Linked DNA regions of Homo sapiens: regions 2 and 3 are each linked to region 1. The links are chromatin contacts, found by Hi-C or POLR2A ChIA-PET in ENCODE. All regions are on one chromosome and are shown on one strand. The core of a region is the stretch at or near the end of the contact, and the rest is flanking DNA. Distances in the headings are between cores, read along the strand shown. Region 1 has its middle 99 kb from the start of MIR4464. Region 2 overlaps BACH2 (BACH transcriptional regulator 2). Region 3 overlaps BACH2 (BACH transcriptional regulator 2).

Region 1 (3,527 bases), core at 673-3,172:
AGATGGGATAAATGAGGTGACCCTCCACACTCCAGGGACTTCAGCAAAGCTGTTCCTAGTTCCATGGAGGCGAATGAGACTGAATGGCAGGACAAGGAGCCCCTCAGTGTGGGGTGAAGAGATGAGAAGTCTCAGACAAGAGGCTTCCTGAGGAGCCTGGGTCAAGGGCACTGTGATGGGGCATTCTTGGTGGAACAGGTGTATCAGTGCCCCTCCCCCGCAGATGGATGCCCATGCACTGCAGTGGGTAGCTGGAGTCTTCAGTTAAGAAGCTGCCCAGCACAGAACTGGGTCCCCCTTCATGCCATAGTCTGCTTCCTCCCTGACCTGTGGAGAAGGAGCCTCTTTCCACTGCCATCCCAGACAGTCAGGCACAGCTCTTACAGCTCTAGTCACCAATGAAGAGCAGAGGCCTGGCCCCACATTCACACTTGGCTCCTTGTCCTGGGCTCCTGGAGTGAGCTCAGTTCTGTTCTCAGCTCAGCTCCTGCTGCCAGCTCAGAATCTCTGTGTCCTGAGGGGCCACAGGTTTCCCAGGCCCTCCCCATGATACTGAGCCTCCTCACTCTGTTCCTGGCCTACAGAGATTTCCATGTCCTCTTTCTTTCCTTCTTTCCTTTCTTCCTTTCCTTCTTCCCCCAATCCCACCTTCCTTTTTTCCTTTCCTTTCCTTTCCTTTCCTTCTTTCTTTCTCCTTTTTTAATCATGGTTTTCCTCTAAAGAAGTGTTTCTAAAACCCACGCCCACCCTTCCACATCTAGCTCAGTTCCTTGGTTCAAGGTTTTTCTCCCTGGGCCCATTATCAGTTTCCTAACAATTTGCCATTTCCCACCTCTGCTCTCTCAAATCTGTTAGGGAACGACTGCCAAGTGCAGTCTTCTCCAAAAGTGGTTCTGCTCATTGCATGTCCCTACTTAAATGCCCTTGATGACCCCCATTAAAGACATTACTATTTAAGCTGTGTTGAGGATCCCCAAGTGGAGGTATGTAAGTGAAATATCAATCCAGAGTTCTAATTTGTGCAATTTTTCTCTCTGGGCAAATGCACTTGGCCCACCAGGGTCCAAGTTGCAGAAAAGTCTTAAGAGACTGAGTACAAGATAGGAGATAAATGAACAGGTGTTGGCTTTTGGCCACCAAGCCTGAGAACCCTTAACCCAAGTGACCATTCCTAGGTGAGGTGCTGGGGGAAAAGAATGTATTCCCAGGGGTCAGAGATTCAGGATGCACAGGTTTCTTCTAGGAACAAAGGTTGCAGGATATTTGACTATAATATAGTGCAGAGTCACCTAAATTGTCTTCCATCTAAAATCCCTCAAACCTACCATCCCTTTTAGTGCCAGCTTTCTGGGCTAAAAACTGAAGGGATGAGCAGGGTGTGGTGGCACATGCTTGTAATCCAGCCACTTGGGAGGCTGAGGTGGGAGGATCACTTGAGCCCAGAAGTTTGAGTCCAACCTAGGCAACATAGTGAGTGAGACCCTGTCTCTAAAGTATATATATATATATATATATTTAAGTAAAGGGATAAGAAAGTCAAGTGAAAGATGAGAAACATCCAAGCTGCTCTCGTAGAGGTGATTGTCAGACCCCGGGCGTTCCTTTGCCGCAGTCAGCAAGAAGACAGAGTAGTCCAATTCTCAGCAGCCGGAAGGTGCCTCAGCACCACAAGCCAGGCCCCTGAGTCAGAGGAAAGACCAAGGCTGAAAGGAGAGAGAAGAATGCGTTTGCTGTAGAGTTCACCTGTGAAGCACGCCAGGGAGCCCTTATATGGAAAGGCAAGATTATAGGGAGGCGCTTTTCTAGATGTCAGTTTCATTCTAGTGACAGCTATCCCTCATTTACATATTCAGGCCGATAACCTAAGGGAAGGTAAATTACAGCTGACTCATTTGTAAATTGAACAGAGAAAGTCCCTTCTCCTTAGCCAGCACTCACATTTGGCCCCTAGCCATCAGACCAAGCATGAACTGTTCACCTCTTGGTGAACACACCCTAAACATCTCTGCCATTGCACTTTTGCTCATGCTATAGTCAGCTGGGTGCCCTCCCTTCCTCCACTTCTCTGGCCTTCATTTTAAAAATATCACCCATCCTTCAGGACCCAAGTGAAATGCTACTTTGGACATGAAGCTTTCCGTGATTGTTTCGTCCTAAATGATTTTCCTCTCCTGGGTTCACGTGGCCCTTTCAACTTGCATTTTGTTCATTTTGTTTTCCACCACATCCTACTTTGTGATGGAGCTATTTGTGTGGGTCTGAGGGCACCAGTGACTTCCAAGTGGCTAATCCCTGTCCTTATCTTTCTTGGTGTCTTAAAGGTATTTCTTTCTTTTTTTTCTTTCTTTCTTTCTTTTTTTTTTTTTTTTTTTTTTTTGAGACGGAGCCTCACTCTGTCACCCAGGCTGGAGTGCAGTGGTGTGATCTTGGCTCACTGCAACCTCTGCCACCCAGATTCAAGTGATTCTCCTGCCTCAGCCTCCCGAGCAGCAGGGATTACAGGCGCCTGCCGCCACAGCTAATTTTTGTATTTTTAGTAGAGATGGGGTTTCACCATCTTGGCCAGGCTGGCCTTGAACTCCTGACCTCATGATCCACCACCTCAGCCTCCCAAAGTGCTGGGATTACAGGCATGAGCCACTGCACCCAGCCTTAACGGTATTTCATACTCTTAAATATACTTTCCCTCTTAAAATTCTTATCACTTCGGCATCTGTATAGACATCTGGGATCTTGCCTGCCTGGCTTCTTCTCAGTTTCTTCAGGTAACAGCACCCTGATTTTCTTTTGAGGAACCATTCCTTTCCCAACTTTCAGTCTATGTGAAGTGTGGGTAGAGCTGATGTCAACCTCTAGCTCAGAGATGGGCATCTAGCCTAAGCTAGGCTAACAATAGTCACACCTGGTGTGGTTGCTGGAACCAATCGAAGAAGGACATTTCTTTACTTTGGGTAGGATGTAAACCTGAAGCCTCTGCTGGTGACCCTATCAGGCCACCACATGGGAATATCCACCTGGCAAAGAAGCCCATCCAGAAGGAGACAGAACTGAGAGATGGGGGGAGAGGCTGTTTCCCAAGGAGCTGGATGTTTGAGCTCTTGAACCCAGGCATATCTGACCAGTCCTGATTTCAGGCTATAGGAGCCAATAAATTATTCTTTTTTTGGTTACATCAATTGAAGATGGATTTCAGTAATATGCATTTGAAAGATTCCTAATTCAGCCTCTAGTATACTACACTCTTCTGCCTTTCCACCTACCTAGCTGTTCCTCCTCAATCTCCTCTGCAGACAAATCCCCCTCTCCTCAGACTTTAAAGGTCATAATCCATCAAAGACTGGTCCTAGTCTCCCTTGTTTTCCTGCTCTTTATATCTCCCTTGGCAATTCCAACCACCCATGATTTCAATCACCATCTCAAAATTCACAGCTAATTTAACCCAGGTCTCTCTAAATATGTACATGCATCTGCCGACTCAGCATGTATACTTGAATGGCTCCCCAAACAGCTCTCCTGTGTTCCTAGCA
Region 2 (3,527 bases), core at 691-3,190, 190 kb after region 1:
TGGAAACATTGTGAAAAAATTCTATAAATTCTGATAGTAGGTTCCATTTCATTGCTGTGTACTATTAAAAAGTGCAGATGTAAATAAGCATAAGTTTTGCAGGTTGTCAATTTGTTACAAGCGGCTGCATGTTCTTATTCTTCTGAAGTGTCATCTCTTTCAATGTGGGCTGTTTAGGCGGAAAAAAAAAAACTCAGAAAAATACACACTTGGGATCAAACCCTTAGTGCAGAAAAAAGAATCAAAACCTGTAGTTAAGTTGGTTATTTGCAGTGGTGGTATGTCATCCTGTGTGAGACTGACGTCAGGCAGATTGAATGCAGAGGCAAACTTCGGGAGCGTGTGTGTGTGTGTGTGTGTGTGTGTGTGTATGTGTTTTAAAGCCCCACTCCCAGAATATGAAGTGAGTATGAAGGGCACCACAGCAACCCCTGGATCTCTCAAGAATGTACCTGTTTTTAACATGCTGGATCAAGTGTCAGCACTCAGTAGATGAGGAAGGGGTAGAGCCCGACTTGTACAGATTCCGCGGATGGTAAATGGCCCTCTGGCGTGTTTACAATACAGCTGTGCATTCTTAATGGCTCTGCCGCTGCCATGTCAGGTAAAGTTTTCTTTGTACGTGATGAATGGCAGAGAATTCTTTAGCAGAAGGAACCAAAGGAGCTGGGAGGAGGAAAGGGGAAGAGAAGAGCGGAAAAGAGAGAGAAAAAGAAACACACAGCTCCAGAGGGACATAGCCTGTGCTTTGCAGTTGCTTGTGTGGATAGAAACCAGATGGTAAGCTGGAACACCCGCTTGGCTATCTGAGGAGCCAAACATATGGTTAATGGTCGGGAGAAATAGCTTTCAGAGCCAGGGCTTTGCTGACTGCCTCATATTACAGATTGTTACAGTGTGTCATTACATTGCCAACCTAAGTGCTTAATACCCACTGCAGGCGCTGGGCATACACTTACAAGAAAGACTTTTAGCTCTTTGCTGGCTCTAAACAGAGAAGTGACATCATAGGGAGGCTGAAAATGTCTGGTGTTGGAGGTGGGGAGAAGGATAATTTTGTAGTGGAAACAACAATTTTTTTTCTTTTTTTTACAAGCCTTCACTCCACTGAAGTCTACTGTTTTCTGAGAACCTTTTAATACTAGACTGGTTCTCTCACTCTCTCAATCTCTCTTGCGTGCACTCTCACTCTCTGTGTCACACACACACACACACACACACACACACACACACACGGAAAGGAAACCGAAATTCACAGCCCAGGCCATGTCCCCCAACTCCAGTGGATTTGACAGGCCTCGTTCACCTGGAAGCCACATCACTGACTCAGAGGCCCTGCATTTGAAGTTTCTGTTTGGGGAGCTTTGGGCAACAGCAGGCCTGTGTTATCTAAGGAACTGCTGAGCCCATTCATCTGCTTTTCACGGCCCGTTTCCTTTTATTTTTAGCCAAATCCGTCAGGCCTGACAGGCGGGTAATTCGAGCCAGAGAAAGGGCAGAGCTCCAGGTCCTTTCCACAAAGCAATTCTTCTCCTCCCTCCTGGGAGGGCTCCAGACTTGGCCTGCTTCAGGCAGATGGATTTGTTGAGTCATGTGAGATCATTTACACAAAAACACAGTGAGGCAGTGGAAATTAAAAAAAAAAAAAAGAAAGAAAAGAAAAAGAGGAGGGTGGGGGAAGAGGAAAGAGGGGAAGCCAGGGGAATGTGCGCTGCCCTGCTGCTGAGGAGCATAGGAATTTTGCAGTGAGGCAGCTAGACTGAGGAATGCCTAGAGTCATTTGTGTATAAGGTAATGTCTAGTTTACAGAGTGGGGCGGGCCAGGCGAGGACGGCGCCTCCAGCAGCTTGCCTCTGTTTAAAAGAAGAAGGTGTTGGGAAACTTTAAAAAAATTTTTAGAGCAACACCCACCAAACAAAGACCACACTGTTGACAGCGTTGGGTTCCAGTAGCGGTAAACTACCAAGGGGCTGGTTTACAGAAAATGAGTTTGCTCTGTGATGTCATACAAGTTTGCTTTGTCCTGACGCCAACATGACACTGAGGCAGCAGAGGAGGGAGAACAGGAAAATTGGAACCGTACTCTTAGTTAATGGTTTCCAGAGATTATTTAGCAGGACTTGAACAGAGGGAGGAAAATATTGTGAAGGATTGCTGCGAGGTGTACCATAATTGCGGTAGGTAAAACAAAGTCATTACTATGGTTTTCTTGCTCAAGAAGGATTGAGCAATGACTTCAAAATGCCAAGTAAGGTATTATTTTTCCCTACCACAGTATTTATTTTCCTTTAGCTTCTGGGGCATTAAAAAAAAAGACCAACTCTCACATCATGGCAAACAGTATTAATGTTAGTGAATCAATTTTGTTTACTGTTTATACCACAAGCCTTTAAAACATTCCATTAAAAAATTGTCTCCCGCTCATTCATGAAATTCTTTTTTTCCTTCAAATTTGCTTACATGCATTAGCTTTGTTTGGATAGGGACTTTTTCCCTTTTTGGCTGGAGTAAAAGAATGCATAAAAGAATAGTGAGTAGATTATCTAAATGTACATTCTTACAACAAATGTAATGAAAATATGCCGCGTGGATGAGAGGGAATATTTGAAAACAGAAAGAAAAACAGAAATGGGGAGCATTTCAAAATAGTCACCCTGATTATCTTTGTTATGATGCATTTCTTCAATTCTGCATTTATTTAGAACCCTATTGTGCAGCTATTTCTTTTAGCCACCCTAGATAGAATGTAGGTCAACATCAACATTGTTCCTCATATTTTGTTGGTATTTTAAAAGTTGAAACATTTTGCAGTTTTTTCCAGAGCTAGATATTCTTAGGTTATTTAGACGGTTTTAGTGACCATAGAACTTCACGTATAAACTCCTTCTGTTAATAGCTACCACTGAATTTTGATAGTAGACACTCAGATCACACCTTGACCTGGAGTAAACAAGGCACTGATGATATTGATGATAACATAGTCCAACACTGAAGCTGTTCCACTTCTTCCAGGCAACTCTGATGGTCTTACTCTGTGTAAGTTACAGCTTTTACTTCGCTCAAGGAGAGAACTGGTAAATTTTTATGGTTGTTAATTGTTTACATTTTGGGGACCCCAAGTTGCATGGTGCCACATTATTATAATGTGATTATGAGTTGGCATGATTTTAAGTCTACCCATATCCTTGAATGTTCCCTCCCCGTCAGGATTTCCCAATCTCAGCACTATTGACATTTTGGACCAGTAATACTTTATTATGGGGTGTGTCCTGTACGTGGTAGGATCTTCAGTAGCATCATTGGTCTCACCCACTAGATGCCAGTAGCACCCTCCCCCGGGTCATGACAACCAAAAATGTCTACAGCATTGCCAGATGTCCCCTGGGAGACAAAACCACTCTGGTTCAGAACTTCTGCTCCACATTTCTTACTCTGGTTTAGAAGCTCACGCTTTACGTCATGAGCTGGCTGCTCAGTTACTTCTAAGATTGAATTAAAGGATATGAAATAATGTTTTAAGTTGGAAT
Region 3 (3,527 bases), core at 686-3,185, 140 kb after region 1:
AGTTCTAGGATTTGCCAACACAAAAGACTTCAGTGTCTACCTTTAATGCTTATTAACATTAATGGTGATCATTTAAAGGTGTGTGTTTTATGTTTAGACTTATAGGTGTTGTTGATCTTAAGCAGACTAGGCAGAGAAATCCTTCACATTTTCTGTGCTCTCATTCAGGATGGCCCTAGGCATGTTACATGGGAAATGAGAATATGTGAATAAATACTCTCATACTTTCTTGGGCCTCAATGAAAAGAACATTTGTTACCATTTTTAGTCATAAATTAAAATTATTTCAGAGTAGGAAATATAACATTAATTTAGAACATGGCTGTCATAGATGAAACGTTTTACACATGTATTGCTGTGGTAGACATTCCTTGCATTTATTGAAAGCCTCTCCTTTATAAAGTTAGTGAAGTGTGACTACTCTGACCTCCAAATACTGGGTGTATTTGAACTATGAAAGTAGGTTTAAAAGTTACACTTTTCTTTAATGCCCATTGATGATTTCTTTCTTTTTTTTTTTTTAAGACGAAATCTAGCCCTGTCACCCAGGCTGGAGTGCAGTGGTGTGATCTCGGCTCACTGCAGCCTCTGCCTCCTGGGTTCAAACTGTTCTCCTGCCTCAGCCTCCCAAGTAGCTGGGACTAAAGGTGCACACCACCATGCCTGGCTAATTTTTTTGTAGAGACTGGGTTTCACCATATTGGCCAGGCTGGTCTCGAACTTCTGACCTCAGATGTTCAGGCCGCCTTGGCCTCCCAAAGTGCTGGGATTACAGGCGTGAGCCGCTACGCCCATCCAGAACAACAGGCACTGGGGCCTACTGGAGAGTGGAGAGTGGGAGGAGGGGGAAGAGCAGAAAAAAAAAAACCTATCAGGTACTAGGCTTAGTACCTGGATGACAAAATAATCTGTACGACAAACCCCCATGACGCAAGTTACCCATATCACAAATCTGCACATGTAACCCTGAAGGTAAAAGTTAAGTAAATAATAAAATATTTTACATTTATTTAAAAATTCTAAAATGGTTGTATTTTAAAAGTAAAAACAAATTTTGGTTAGGATTTGAGCTTATTCCATTTTTCTTCTAATTTTCCAAATTAAATGTAAAATGAGAGCATCCCAGGTAGGGGGAGGTAGGGGAGAAACCAAATAATTTTCAAGTCATATTTGAAGAGCAGGTATGTTCTCTCACGATTTACAGTGCAGGTGCATTTTAATTTAACTGCTTTAAATGATGATAAAAATTGTTCAAGTAGAACAAAGCAAAGTTTTAGAAGTGACTTGTAAACAGCCATTCTTAATTTTTTCCTGTTTTCTCTCCACTTATGTGACTTGCATGAATTTCTGAAGCAGTCCTTTCAAATGACACTGCTCCAAACATGTGAATTGCATTCATCAACAAAATCCAGCCTTTTCCTTTGTAGGACAATGTGGGGTCACGGGGCAAGGGGTCTTTTCTTTGTCTAGCCTGGTGCCAAAGCAAAGACTAGTCCTCCCTGCGTTTGGACCCAGTGACATGTTTCCATTTGTCATTGAACACTAGGGGGAGGAACTGTAGCCTCTGAGGTACCCCCATTTGGTCCTCACCCTCTACCAGAGGATTTGCTGCTTCAGCCTCTTCAGTGCCCCAGGTATTTGATGCAAAGATTATGCACTTATGCTGCCAGTTATCAGGGTTGTGTGGGTGTCTTTAGAGGGGTCTCCCCTTAGCATCAGGTCTCAATGACAGAATCTAAATAACACAGGTTACTCATCACGAGTTAAAGATTTTTTCCCTTTTCACATTGATGCTTCTGATATACTTTTATACGTTAGCTGATTGTATGTGCGTACTTTGTGGCTGCAAAGATGCAGCTGGAAAGTGTGTGGGGGTTGTCTGCTTCCTCTGAGGCTGCTACAGGTGGTCAGGTGGGGGCGGCTGTGATAAAGGTACAGCACCCACTTCCGCCAGCTTGTCTTGTGCGCCCTGTAACCCACTGCATGAACCCGAGTGGCACTTCAACCGGATTTTCTTGTTGGCACTTTTATCTTTCACTGCTTCTGACTTGCCTGTTGAGGTTTATGACTAAGGTTGTGATTAAAAATTCCCTTTTTAGGTATGAAAAGTCTTTTCAATTACTTTGTGTTCCTTTTTTTGTTTTGTTTTGTTTTTGTTGTGTGTGGACTTTCTGGGTTTTGTAAAAATGAATCTTAAAAAAATCTTAATATTATGTAAGAGTTAGATAAAGGTTAAGTAGCTAATATATTCTCTCATCAGGGCATAGAATCAACGTATGTTCTTGGAAGATTAAGTGTGTCAAAATGCATTTTATGATGGAAGCACTGTCAGTTGTTTAGAATAGGCATGGAAAAGCCCTTTTCAGAATATTGTCATAAAATCAGACTTGGAAAGGTTTTCGTTTATTCAGTCTGTATTCCCCTATCTGTCTGTTTAATCTCTGCATATTACTGTCCTTGGAGCACGGAGAAACGTGAGCTACCCTTGGAGGTTTATAGTCCCACTGGAAGGGAACTAATGTTTACGCCTGATTATATGATAGGAGCTTTACATGTTCTTATTCAGTCTTTGAGGAAACCTTATAAATAAGATAATAACTTTTTCAGAGAAAGAAGCTGGGGTTCTGAGACATTACCCACTTAGGGGCACCCAGAGGAAAGAGCAAGACCTCCAGCTCCATCACCAGTAATTTCCAGCCTGTGAGCTTCCCTCCACACTCAGTAATTTAAAAAACAACTTGATTTAGGGACATCTAGTAAATATTCTAGAAGTTCAGAGGCAGAAAAGCTAGTTTGCAGCTGAAGTACTCAGATTTCCCACTGGCTGAGTGGGAAATCAGACCCGAGCCTTGACAGTGGGCAGAATTTGTATAGAGGAGCCAAGAGAAGAAGAGTTTCCACACTGTATAAGCCAAATGATGGAAGGTGTAATAACAAAGGAAGGGTGAGCACACAGGTTTAGGAGATGCTGTGTGGGCCAGTCCAGCTGGGAGCCATTACCATTTAACACTTAATGGAGTGCTTACTGTGCTAGGCACTCTTCTAAGTTCTTCACACCTTTTAACTATTCTTATCTTCACAGCAAGCCTTTGCAGGAGATATTATCAAGTCCCTCCTGCCCCCACTTTTTTTAGAAACAGAGTCTTGCTCTGTTGCCCAGGCTGGAGTGCAGTGGTATGATCGTAGCTCATGGTGGCCTCGAACTCCTGGGCTCGAGTGATCCTTTTGCCTTAGCCTCCTGAGTAGCCAGGACTACAGGTGTGTGCCACCATGCCTGGCTAATTTTTTTTCCCCATAGAAACAGGAACTCGTTATGTTATCCAGGCTGGTTTTGAACACCTGGCCTCAAGCGATCCTCCGCCTTAGCCTCCCAAAGTGCTGGGGTTACAGGTGTGAGCCACTGCACCTGGCCTTCATTGAGGGATGAGGAGACTGAGGCACATAGCAGTTAAGTTGTGGAACTGTGATTCAAAGCATGGCCACCAGGATCCAGAGCCTGAGTTCTTAGCTACTCTGCTGTCTTGTTT

Evidence for each region. Hi-C counts contacts between places; a loop is a spot of excess contacts on that map. ChIA-PET counts read pairs that join two places held with the same protein, here RNA polymerase II (POLR2A). Pooled maps may share reads with other maps.
Region 2: a map of PC-9 shows a loop between it and region 1 (11-fold over the local background). The contact joins two enhancer-like sites. A Hi-C loop is called at or near these places in 1 of 168 maps with a recorded cell type or tissue (PC-9), 2 of 37 single-sample maps with no recorded cell type and 7 of 50 pooled maps. POLR2A ChIA-PET finds 5 or more read pairs at or near these places in 3 of 52 experiments (H1, activated CD4-positive, alpha-beta T cell and activated naive CD4-positive, alpha-beta T cell).
Region 3: a pooled map shows a loop between it and region 1 (4-fold over the local background). The contact joins two enhancer-like sites. A Hi-C loop is called at or near these places in 1 of 168 maps with a recorded cell type or tissue (PC-3), 22 of 37 single-sample maps with no recorded cell type and 14 of 50 pooled maps. POLR2A ChIA-PET finds 5 or more read pairs at or near these places in 8 of 52 experiments (CD4-positive, alpha-beta memory T cell, OCI-LY7, activated B cell and 3 more).

What each region holds. Positions count from the first base shown.
Region 1 is chr6:90,409,851-90,413,377 of GRCh38, reverse strand. No RefSeq gene overlaps it. Among named protein-coding and RNA genes, the nearest start is that of MIR4464, 99 kb to the right of the region's middle. RefSeq lists enhancers at 1-560, 1,582-1,941. Within about 2 kb of position 1,922, at least 5 of the 41 ENCODE cell types and tissues checked have a DNase peak (open chromatin) inside an H3K27ac peak, as active enhancers do; they include PC-9, where a contact is called at or near this core.
Region 2 is chr6:90,216,629-90,220,155 of GRCh38, reverse strand. All of the region lies in intron 3 of BACH2 (BACH transcriptional regulator 2), which reads left to right. Among named protein-coding and RNA genes, the nearest start is that of BACH2, 78 kb to the left of the region's middle. RefSeq lists an enhancer at 1,789-2,447. Within about 2 kb of position 1,940, at least 38 of the 41 ENCODE cell types and tissues checked have a DNase peak (open chromatin) inside an H3K27ac peak, as active enhancers do; they include PC-9, where a contact is called at or near this core.
Region 3 is chr6:90,272,964-90,276,490 of GRCh38, reverse strand. All of the region lies in intron 1 of BACH2 (BACH transcriptional regulator 2), which reads left to right. Among named protein-coding and RNA genes, the nearest start is that of BACH2, 22 kb to the left of the region's middle. Within about 2 kb of position 1,935, at least 4 of the 41 ENCODE cell types and tissues checked have a DNase peak (open chromatin) inside an H3K27ac peak, as active enhancers do.